2 separate regions of the Homo sapiens genome follow, and region 2 is linked to region 1. The links are chromatin contacts, found by Hi-C in ENCODE. All regions are on one chromosome and are shown on one strand. Each heading gives the region's core, a stretch centred on a gene start or an enhancer-like site at or near the end of the contact. The rest is flanking DNA. Distances are from core to core; before and after follow the strand shown.

Region 1 (6,218 bases), core at 1,124-3,623:
GTAAATTTAAAAAGCATGTTTCAGACTACGAAAGACCTGGTTTCAATTCCAACCTTAACTAGATGATTTTGGATACATCATCTAAGTTTTCTGGTGCCAAGGTTTTCTTATCTGGTTAATAACTTATCCTTGTCACTGCCCTTATAAGTATTACAAATACTACCTGATAAGTGATATTGCTCATTTGCTTACTGGAAGGCTTCCCTCTCCAAGTGATTCAGACGCATGCTTAAGTTTGAGAACCATTTGTTTCAAACTTACGGTCTATAAGATGCCATACATTGGAAACAGAATCAGCTACACAATTTGCAAGATCCATTGCAAAATGAAAATGTACAGTCCCTTGTTCAAAAACTGAGAATTTCAAGAGGATGAGAACAGAGCATTAAACTAAGTATGGCACCCCACTAAGCCCAGCCCTATGAATGCCCAGCCTTTGAATGTCCAAAGACAAGTTTCTGCTTCTATCTAATCACACCTTCTTTTTTTAGAAGAAAATAATATAATGCCATGAAAGTAGGCCACATTTCCTCCTTAGACACTGCCATTCTTACCTCCTGAGCTGTTGCCCTCCATAGACAGACATGATCATTAGCTTCCTGGTTTTTGCTCATTCTGTTGTCTTCCTTTTAGCTATTCAAATATATTTGTACCTCAAGACCCAACTTAAGGTCCCTATCTGCCATGAAATCCTTCCTTACCACCTTAACCTACTAATCTGTCTTTTTAAACTTATCTAGTACTTATTTTATACAAAACATTTAGCTCTTTTTGTATATATTGAGTGCTGATCACTGTGGTCATATTGTTTCTTGAGTTTGAATATAAGCATCTTGAGCTTTGAAACAGTGTCATCATTGTACAATGGAAAGGGCACATACTTTTGAGCTCAATAAAGCTTGGGTGTAAATACTCTCCCATTTACTTGCTGTGACTGAAGAAATTAATCAACTTTTGAGTCTCAGAATCTTCTCTGGGAAAATGGGATAATAAAACCTAGTTCATTGGGTTGTTGTGAGGATTCAATAATATATGTAAAGCCCTTGGCATATATAAGGGCTCATCAAATATTACTTCCTCTATCACATGCATGCCTCCATATATCTGATTTTGCTTCAGCCAACATCCCAGTGCTGAGCACAAAGGCAGCATTCACTAAATACTTGCTCATTGGAAGAGATATACATATATCTTCCATTAAATGATAGATATATATTTAATGTACTATTTTACATTCACCCAAGAAGTAAACCAATCCTATGTTGAAGTTTTGTATGTTATCTCTGACTTGTTTGTAAGTTTTTGCCTTCACATGCTGACTTTTGTAAAAAAAAAAAGTCGAATTTTGTAGACTTCATATTTTCAAAGCATTTGCACAGCCATTATAGTATTAAAGACACTCTTAGTGGGTAAAAAGATAGATCTTATTCCCAGTCAAGAAATGGAAAAAACTGGCACTGGTGGCTAAGGAATTGTTCTAAATGACAGAACCAGTGTATTTTAATATACAGAAAAATGTCCAAGAGGCTTTATCTAAACTGAGATCTACTGACTCCTTTTCCATTGTTTTTTCCACTATACCAATCTCTTAGGCAAAAAAGACTATATCTGTAAAGTATACGCAGGAAAAACTATTTTAATTAACTAAAATAGTACAAATGAGTCTATTTCTTTTTATTCTGGGTACAGAGTAGGCACTTGATGACTGGATTAAAAACAGCACATGATATATCAATTGCAGTTCCTGGTTTACAGTTTTAAGTAATCGAGAGTGAGTTATTTAAACTGCTCTTTTTGATAAACATATTTTAAAGAGGGCTTTTTCTCCCAATGAAAATGTAAGAACAAGTTTCATTATTTTTAAGACAATTTCAATTTGGGGCCTAGCACATCATGCTTGAGAGCTGGTTTTTTCCTTATGCAAATGGATCCTTTCTCTAAACTGGTGCAAACCACACTTTGCCTGCCAAACTTATGACTCAAAGGCCCTGAAGGGTTTCTGTAGCCTCCCAGCCACAGCCCAGAAACCATAAGCTGTTTCCACGTGAAACATCCAAACACGGTCTCCCAAGCCTAAGTCTGCTACCATCAAGGCTTCTGTATAAAAGGCAAATGAGGAGGCAGCGCCCCCTTCTGCTCCCACCCCCTTCTGCTCCCACCCCCTTCATGTCAGCAGCAGCCAATCGCTTTTCTCTGTCGTGCAGTCGGCTCCTGGGATTGGCCAGGGACGGGACAGGCGCGGAACCACTGCGCGCACAGGCGGAGCGCGGAGACTTGTCCGTCACGTGCGGCCGCCCGGCCTCTCGGCCTTGCCGCGCGCCTGGCGGGGTTGGGGGGGCGGGGACCAAGATCTGCTGCGCCTGCGTTGTGGGCGTTCTCGGGGAGCTGCTGCCGTAGCTGCCGCCGCCGCTACCACCGCGTTCGGGTGTAGAATTTGGAATCCCTGCGCCGCGTTAACAATGAAGCAGAGTTCGAACGTGCCGGCTTTCCTCAGCAAGCTGTGGACGCTTGTGGAGGAAACCCACACTAACGAGTTCATCACCTGGAGCCAGGTACGGTCAGGCCACGGCGGCCTCTGAACCCCCTGAATAACCGCCTCCTCACTCGCTCTCCTGCGGGGTGGTCTCTCGCGGCCTTGCGGCTCGACGCTGTCTGCGAGGCCCGCGGTGCGGGGCCTTGGCGTTCAGCCTCGCGGGGGACCCCCTGTATTGTTCGCTCGGGGAGCCGCGGGGGCCCGGCCGGCAGCGCCGCTCTCCTCAGGCCGCGGTGGGGGAGGGGCGGCCCGCGCGGGGCGTAGCGGCCCAGGCAGCCCCTTAACGGTCCGGTCCGCGTTCGGAACCGGCCCGGCGTCGCGAGGGGAATCGGCGAGCCGAGGGCGCGGGAGCCTCTTTACTGCACACTCATCCTCCGTCCTCCCGCCCGGCTCAGGGGTTACAAATCGCGGAGGGGACAGGGAGCCCAGGGCCAGGATCATCAACGTGGGGCTTTATAGGAGGCGATCTTTACCTCAGCGACCGATCACCCCCAGTTCCCCCAACATTGCTTTGCATCTGGCATCTTTATGTGGAGAGCAGTCAGGGCAATAGACATACGTTCAAACGCAGGTTACTGCTTATCAGTTGGTTTTAAAAATATATAGAAATTAACAAATTATTCTTTTGAGATTCTGTGCTATTTGTATAATGGGATTATTAGGATTGTTTTAATAAAGTACTAATAGGTGGTAACTTAGTAGTTACTAAATTTCGCTGAACAGTTACCAGCAGAGGGGCATATCGATGTGTTGATTATTGGTTTGATCTCAACTCTGCTTCTAAACAAGCATGACCTTAGTCCAGCCCTTTATCTTGTCTGGCCTAAGTTAAATCTTTCATAAGATGGATGGGTTGCCTAGGTGACCCAAGACCTATATCAGTCCCAAATACAAGATTTTAGGCAGAATGATTATTTACATCCACAGTGCATGTGCATTAGAATACACTCCTAGGCTGTTGGAATCATTTTTATGAAGGAAAGTGGTTAACTCTTATTGTAGATGATCACCTATTGAGGCATATTTTCATATGTGTAGTTCTTGAGAAGAATAAGTGAAAACTACCTGCATAGTGCCTGGCACCTGTTAAGTGCTGAGTAAATGTTATCTCCCGTCCTCCTTTCTTTCCTGTTCTCCTATTATAGGAACTCTTAGTTTTATTTACTTTTGTCTTAACAGGGAGTGAGCACCATATTAAGACCCTGAAGTTTTGACTTCTGTAATACCATAGTTTGCCTTGTGTTATTATTTGTTCTTTTTTCCGACTTCCTTCTAGGATTTAATTTTTGTGTGTTCTTTATGAGCAACTGAGTTATCCTTTTAGCCCCACTCCCTGCTTGGAGTTGAGTAGGGGGGCGTGAGTGTTTCTATTAAGCATTTAATGAATTCTGTACAATTGTACAAAGCTAGGTGAAAATAAGAAAGCCAGCCACTAGCATGTACTTAAAATAAACACATGTCTCATGCTTTTCATCAGTTAGAAGGATTAAAAGTTGACAAGAAGGATCAGTACAGACTGTTACTCAGACACGTATTCGTGTTAGAGATTGGACTGAGATTCTCTCCCCACGAAAGCTGACTTTATCATACCTTTTTGTCTTTTATGGGCCAGAAATAGGGGCTATATATATTGGCAGTTGCTTTTAATCAGAGTATCATGTCAGTGGTAGGCCTATTAAATTCTGATTAGCAACAGTGTTTTAATAACATTCTTATTTTCTGAGTACTGTCAAATGTGGAGAGTTTCGTACTGATCCGTAAATGCATCATTCTATGAGTTCTAAGCCAAATAAACAAGCCACTTAACCATTTTTTAATCCCATTATTAACTTTAAGCTTATGTGTTAACCAATTTTCTAATATGCCAGTGGGACAATCAAAATGTAAGCTCAGTGAGATCACTGTGCCAGAGACACACTAGGTGTTTAATAATTGTTTGATGAATAAATGAGATCCCTCGAAAATGTAATGGAGTGGTAGGAATGATGAAGATAAAATTATATTTGAAATGACTCTTAGAGATCATCTAGGTTAGCCTTATCATTGTATAGATGAGGATTTGAGGCTTGGACAGGTGAGATTATTTATCCATAATTATACAGCTCGCCAAGATTGGAGATAAGACCCTAACATAAGCTTGTCCAACCCGAGGCTCACATGTGGCCAAGGATGGGTTTGAATGCGGCCCAGCACAAATTCATAAAGTTTCTTAAAGAAACATGAGATATTTTTGCAATTTTGCTTTTAAGCTCATCAGCTATCATTAGTGTTAGTGTATTTTATGTGTGGCCCAAGACAATTCTTCTTCCAGTGTGGCCCAGGAAAACCAAAAGATTGGACACCCCTACCCTAATAGATTTCTGAGCTCCCAGATCAGTCTTCCACCAATAGAACTAGACTTAATGCAAGTTGACATCATATTTAGTTTTATACCAAAATGTTGCTTGCCACAAGTCAATGGACAATTCTGAATAAATGTTGTCTAGGGCTAAGCCTAGTTGCTTAGGCAGCTGTCTCATTTGTGCTCTCCATGGATTTTTCTAAAAGCAGTGCTAATACTGAAAAGTAAAACTTTAACAATAATGTTAGGTGGAAAAACCAAAATAAGTTACTTTCATCTTTCTCTTTTCTTTGATGAATAAATGAAACCCTAGAAAATGTAATGAGAGTGGTAGGAATGATGATATAATAGTCCTCAACAGGCTTTGAATTTCCAAGTGGCAGAGACTATATCACACTATATCATATTCGTTTTTTTTTTTTGTGGTAGAGTATCACTCTGTCACCCTGGAGTACGGTGGCACGATCTCGGCTCACTGCAGCCTCTGCCTCCTGGGCTCAAACGATTCTTCTGCCTCAGCGTCTCGAGTAGTTGTGATTACAGATGCGCACCACCATGCCTGGCTAATTTTTGTATTTTTAGTAGAGACAGTGTTTCACCATGTTGGCCAGGCAGTCTCAAACTCCTGACCTCAAGTGATCCACCCGTCTCGGCCTCCCAAAGTGTTGAGATTACAGGTGTGAGCCACCGGCGCCCAGGTACTCTCATCTTTTGAAAGTTGCTATTTATGGTGGTTTCTGGTTTCCTTCAAACTTGTGTTGTATTTCTGTTGAGGTAATTTAGCATTTATACTATGAAAATCATTGAGAACTTTTAGAAGAAGCAGTTGTTTTGGGAACCAGACAAGCTTTTGTGCAGTTTTTTTTTTCAATGGTGGAAAATAATTTATTTCTCTACCTTGAGTGTAAGGCAAGGGAAAAAAAACTCTTACCAATTGCGTTTTGGAAAACGCAGTTGGTAATATCTCTAGATAATATCTCTGGAGACGTACATAACTTTAATTTTCCTCGAAATTTGCAATATGACAAAATTGAAAAGGGAAATAATACCTCTCACCATTAAATACAAGAATATAATAATCTGAACAATTGAAATTATACTTAAATATGTTATTGACTCTAAAATAATAGAAATGCCTTAATTCCAGACAGTCTTTAAGAAAGCATAATGTGGCTAGGCGTGGTGGCTCATGCCTGTAATCCCAGCACTTTGGGAGGCCAAGATGGGCAGGTTGCTTGAGCCCAGGAGTTTGAGACCAGCCTGGGCAACATGGTGAAACCCTGTCTCTACAAAAAAATACAGAAAGTAGCCAGGTATGGTGGCGTGCATCTTTAGTCCCAGCTA
Region 2 (6,218 bases), core at 2,569-5,068, 3.1 Mb before region 1:
AAGAGGAGGCTGAGGTACAGATGATTTTGCCACTTGGATGGTTCCCCAGTGGAACTGTGTTAGGCCTGTACAGCAGCTATAGAACTATCAACAATGCTGTGGAGTCCTGAATGTTGGTGAATCATCTTCCCTTTTCCTCTTTGCCTGCTGAGACTGTTTGTTTACTTCCCTATGTGTACTTGTAGAAAAGCTTCTCATTTACTGAGGAGTAAGGCGTAAAAGCGGGTCACGGGCGAACGCATATGAGAAACTGGGTCCATATCTGAGCTCTGCCATCGTCAGTGTGACTCTAAGCAAGGCAATTAATCTCTCTGAGCCCACTTTCTGCACACACAAAATGTGAATAAAAACACCTCACTGGTTGTGGTGATGATTAAATAAAACAAGGCATGTAAAGAGTTTAACATGTTGCCCGACACACATTAAGTGCTCAATGCATTTTAGGCATTATAATTACTTTTATTAAAAACCTAAGAATGTCTGTGATCTTTGCAATCTAAAAGAGCTTCATAATTTTTCCTAGTATAACACATAAATAGGAGGGACAAATATATGTGAAACCAGGCAAACTTACATTGTACACAAGCTCTTTATCAATATATACATTTAAAAATATACACAACTATTTGGTATCCAAAAGATGGAGGAAGAAAGGAAGAGTAGAAAGGTCCTCTCCAGGTGTAAGGCAATGTGGGGTAATCTTTAGCTATGCAGGTTCATACACTAGCTTTCATAAAATCTTAGTTGTGCCAAGGTACTGCTGTGTAGTGGGGGTTTGTTCGAGGGATTTGAGGTTGATCTGGGAAAAAGACAGGACCACAGAGGCAGTTAACACACAACAAGCTTTAATGAGTGGTGCTTTGTACAGGGTTGCATGGGAGGGCATCCAGAGGCTTAGGGTGAGGAGGTCACCATGCAGAAGGGGAGGAGGACAAAGGAACTCCCAAGGGAGAGGTGCATCGGAATGAGGGCTTAGGACTAAGTGATGTCACTTTGCAGCATGATGGAGTAACTCTATTATCAGAAGACCTTGAAGGGCAGTAGCAGCTCGGTGTCTTAAAACCACAAAGCTCTATCTTATCAATGGCCAACAGATGCTAGGTAAGGTTTCACAGAACGTGTAAGGCAGGCTCTAAATGCTAAAAATCTGCTTGTTCGGGCTATTTTTAAAATAATTAGATGTATTAAAAATTAGTTTGGTGTTGGCGGGCTCTTGAATTAACGGGTCTCAGCCTGCAGTGAGGAAATAACCTAGAGACCAACAGACAGAGGCCATGTTTGGCTCACTTATATAACAGTCCGCTGTTTGTCATGAAAGGGAAGAAGTTCTGTGGTCCAGTGATACTCATGTCCCTGCTGTTCTTGGGGACACAAGGGGCTGTGTCTGATTCAGGCAAGGTCTGAGGTGGAAGAGCAATCTAACTCACTGATTGTTAAACCTGAAAGTGATGTGCCATTTCTCTTAAAACTACACTTAGGGTTGATGCTTTGAAAAACAGTGATTTTAAAAGCCTGACAGCAATTTCCATCAAACTTTGCTTAAAATTACTTGGCTGTCATATAAAAGTAACTTCTAGAGCTTTCAGATAAAATATTTTTAGGGTCATTGAATTAACCTTATTTCTTTCAATCTTTGGTGGAACTGGAAAACAGAACGGAGAGACACAGATAAAAAGCAACTTGGGGGAAATTAATTCACAATTTCTCCAAACCTTCACTTATCCATTGGAAGAGAATTTCTCCATGGATCAAGAAAAGACGGCAATCTAACCACCCCTTCCACCGCTTATCTAATGCTATCCCCACCACCTACATTTCCTTATGGGAATGAAGATCTGGAGGGCCAGAAGGACAACTGGGCAGCAAGAGACCTGATACTAAGGCCGGTCTATCACAGCCACATGGCAGAGCAGGTCACAGTGGATAAGCCTGAGGCCAGCTGCCTCAGGGTCTGCCCTTCTACCCCTTAGTTCTCTCATCTTTCAAAAAGAATAACCCATTTTAACAAATGCACCACTGTGGGTTGAGGTGCTGAGACTGCGAGGTTGTGCCTGTGTGGGGACAGGGTGTATATGGGAACTCTCTATACTTTCTGTTCAATTTTGCTACAAGCCTAAAACTGCTCAGAAAATACAGCTTACTAAAAAAGTAAGTATTATCTCCCTTACAGCACAGTGAGGAGATCAGGTGTGACAGGGCACCTGACTAGAAGACACTCAATGAGCCTGGCTGACCTTTATCCACTCACGCCACCTCCTCAGAGTCCTCCTAGGCTTCAGGAGGTTAAACAGATAAGGGAGAACTTAGGAAGGAAGTTCTCCTTCCTTTGATGCTTTGACCTTTAGCTGAACTCAGAGTGGGCAGAGCAATTACGGGAAAGGAAAGAAAAGAGGCTAATGTCACCAAGAGGTGACAGTGCAGAGCCTGATGTGACTCCGCCTTCACAAAGACTGCCTGCCTGGAGTCTACCACAATTACATCTGAAAGTATTTAGCACCCTCTCATGCAACAGGTATCAAGATGCCACCCAAGACAGTCTTAGGAATGATCCTTGTCCTCACATCATTCCTCAGTGAGCGAGGGCCACCTCCAGTCACCTTCTAGCTGTCATCACCCAGTATGTGAAAAAAAGCCCTCTAGCCATGATAGTTTCCAATTTTACCCCATATGAAATTCAAATACTCATTCACATGCTTTGCTCTTTCAAATGCTGAAATAAATGTATCCCCTTCTCTCTTTCCCAAAGGCTGTCAAGGTGTTCTATTTTCAAGATTCTTTACCCCAATGTTACAATGACAATCACTACTTAGTAGCTACGGTTGCGAGGATGAGAATTATAAATGGGAATAAAGCAGTACTGCCAGATTTAGGAAATGGAAATATTACACAGAACCTACTTATACTAAAAAAAAAAAAAGTTGTTTATCTGAAATTCAAATTTAACTGAAAGTGCTATATTTCATCTGGCAACCCTAGGACAATGGGATAGGACACATTCAGTTCCTGGTTCTGAGTCCACTGTCTGCTCTCTGGTTTGTGCCCTGTTCTGTGGTAGGCTCGAAAAAGGGGTCAGAACATTTGAAGGGCCAGACAGGAACAGAACCACCAGGTCTAGGGCAACTAGAAGTGAATGGGAAACGTGACAAAACGAGAGTCAAGCCCCTCACTAAAGCTATTTAAAAAAAAAAAAAAAATCAAAACTACGCTGGCTAAGGGTTAAAAAAAAAAATCCGTGAGCCACAGTTAGCCCACAGCCCAGCAGTTTGCACTGCAACCTCTACTTTACAGGCACGCGTCTAGAACTAACCACTCTGTTTTTAGGTCTGTGGGCATGTGGCTTCCCACCAGCCCTGGTTCCCATAGCTCTGTGAGGAGCTTCTATTCCACTTCTAGCATAGGCTGCCCTTCAGGGCCAGCTTCCCGGACTGCTCTGGTAGCAACATATGTGCTATCTCTTTGCCACAAATTAGCAAAAGTCTTTGAGATCTGAGGTGCATAAAGCATTATGTGTAAGCTTCTCAACAATTCTTTCACTGGATGAGCAGTAGTTTCACATTTTAGAAGTATTATTTTGTTCTACAAATCAAACTGTAGGAGCTGTCGTCATCATGGGTTATGGAGGCCGAGGCTGTAAAGGAGGAAGTGAATTAACTTTGTCAAACAGCTACCACACTGCACTGTGAGGGGAATTTGATATAATTTAACACATCCAATCCTTACAACACCCTCTCTGGGGTATTATTATCCCTGTTTTACATATGAAGCTGAGGCCCAAGGTAGTGTAGAGAAGAGCAAGGCTGGAAACTCTCTCACGCTGATTTTCTCCACTATACACTGAACAGAGCCCTCACTTTTTTGCTGCTTGCAAACCTCAGACAGTCATCTGAGGCCTCTGAGCCCTCCTGCTCCTCCATGCACAGAAGGCAGCTCTATCTGGGGTCTGAGAAGCTGTGGCCAGGCCTGGCACCAAAATGACACATGCCGAATCAGGACTGGGAGCTGGCTCAACTGAAGACCCTCACAGCACCACCTTTCCTTGCCTGCCCTACATCCTTCAATTCTCACAGCCTTCCTCCTCCTCCACTTCGGCTCTCAGCTCCAGCTCTGTACCTAACTTTTCTCCTCCTGCCCTGTATGCTACTGGGGCAGACAAGATGGTGTTGTCCTATTCGACCTGGCCTGTCACTAGATTTATGGAAAACCATGAATTCCTCTCCTCATGCCAAGCTGCTGTCTACAGCTCTGATATTTTCTGAAGTTTACTACCACCACGGGAGCTAATGTGGACCAGCTTCTCTTTCCTCTTTCTGTATTACTCGACTTCTTGTTGCTATGTGTGCAATTCGTTTGTTGCCAGGTACTCGAGGTTGCCTCTTATCTACTGAGTGGAGAATATATATATATGGATGGGGATTTTCTTCAGATTGAGGTGTCCTGAATTCTCCTACAGCCAATTTTAATGTACTTCTAAGTTGGCAGGAGATATATAAAGAAACAGTAATTATTTAATGCTATTGCATGAATTCTAATGTGCCACTGAGCATTAATTCCCCAGTGAAATGAAAGCGTGGTTAGCAATAGCAATTTCTTTAGAAAAAGAGTCAGAATGACTGATAAAGCCAGTTTTAAAAAATGAGAATTCTAGTAATCACTACTTGTAATGGACAGATTGTTCTGTTTCTAAGAAGTATCTCGTTCTCCTAAGGAAAACCCAGTGTTTCCAGTTCTAGCTAAAAAAATTGGATCATATGCATTTAATGGTTCTCTTTTTTTATGGCCAAATTTTGACATTATTTTATAAAAACTCTTGTGCTGTTACCAAATGGCAGAGGGTACAGGGGAAAAGAAAAAGAATAAAGAAATACTTGACCAAAATATAAGTCCATTTCTCTAAAACATTCTAAGGGATTATAATTTAGCAACTCAAAAGTTAGAGGTCAGAAAAGGGCTTATTCATAGGTGAATATCTAGTCCATTCCTTTTTGGAAGGAAGCACTATTGCTGAGAACACTTTCCTTACATAGAACAGTTTGGCATCAGCTTAGGGTCTACCATTTGTAGTTATTTCCTTATCAAAAATATCTGTCTTGTGGTTGATGACTATGGTCTCCAGGCAGAAGCTGTCACTGAGTTCAGAAGTTGTCACTTTGTGTTTAAAGGTTTAACCTCAGGGTTTTTGGTCTGTTTATTCGGCAGATTTTTAATTAACACGGAAACTTTGAATTCATTAGATTAGCTGTGCTAAGACCTCTGTGGTCAATGTGAGGCCAGCAAGTGACCCCTTGCAGGCCTGTGGTGACAGGTGATCTCCCTCACTTGGTCCCCAGGCCAAGATCTTACAGGGCTTTCCCAACATGGGAAGCATCAGCAACTACAGATCTTTAGTGATCAAGAGAAAAAGATATTCATTTTTGTGGGTTTTTTTTTTTTTTTTTTTGAGATGGAGTTTTGCTCTTGTTGCCCAGGCTGGAATGCAGTGGCGCGATCTTGGCTCACTGCAATCTCCACCTCCCGCGTTCAAGCGATTGTCCTGCCTCAGCCTCCTGAGCAGCTGGAATTACAGGTGCCTGGCTAATTTTTGTATTTTTAGTAGAGACGGGGTTTCGCCATGTTAGCCAGGCTGGTCTCGAACTCCTGAGCTCAGGTGATCTGCCCACCTTGGCCTCCCAAAATGCTGGGATTACAGGAGTGAGCCACCATGCCCAGCCAAAAAAAGGTATTCCTTGCTGGGATATCACAGATGCTCCCTTAATATCCTAAGGAGAGCTAAAAAAGTGTGCCATAGAAAACAAATACTATTTTCATGTAATGTCTAATCTCAAAAGTTTTTTTTTAATACTTGTAATAAAAAGGTAAGCCCAAACATTCTAACTCATACATATATCATTCCACAACTTCAAATTTTCACATTTTAATTTTTGCAGCAGTGACAAAATGATTTTTAAAATTGAAATGTGCTATCTTTAAAAGATTTGTTTATAGATTTGTCAACCTTATAAAGACTAAGCTTTTTCTTTTAGATTCCTTTTTTAAACTTTACAAATACTATGAGGTTATCACTAGTATTACTAGTAGTTAATAAAGTTACTAATTATTTAGTGATCGATGAAAATGAATTAGCTTGAATTTCATTAAAATGAGCAAAGTCAGATATAGTTACCTTTTTAAATTACATTTTTTTATTATTATTATTCTTTTTTTTTTTTTTTGAAACAAGC

Evidence for each region. A loop is a pair of places that touch in the nucleus more often than their neighbours do. Pooled maps may share reads with other maps.
Region 2: a loop to region 1 is called in a pooled map, with 5 times the contacts of the local background. The contact joins the enhancer-like site here to the promoter of HSF2 in region 1. A Hi-C loop is called at or near these places in 5 of 50 pooled maps.

What each region holds. Positions count from the first base shown.
Region 1 is chr6:122,397,279-122,403,496 of GRCh38, forward strand. HSF2 (heat shock transcription factor 2) reads left to right here and starts at 2,374. Exons shown (of 13, transcript NM_004506.4): 1 at 2,374-2,552. The coding sequence starts at 2,460. RefSeq lists silencers at 2,110-2,429, 2,700-2,819 and an enhancer at 2,670-3,169.
Region 2 is chr6:119,310,758-119,316,975 of GRCh38, forward strand. The region is part of intron 2 of MAN1A1 (mannosidase alpha class 1A member 1); the gene reads right to left. Among named protein-coding and RNA genes, the nearest start is that of MAN1A1, 36 kb to the right of the region's middle. RefSeq lists a silencer at 2,227-2,521. Within about 2 kb of position 3,819, at least 7 of the 41 ENCODE cell types and tissues checked have a DNase peak (open chromatin) inside an H3K27ac peak, as active enhancers do.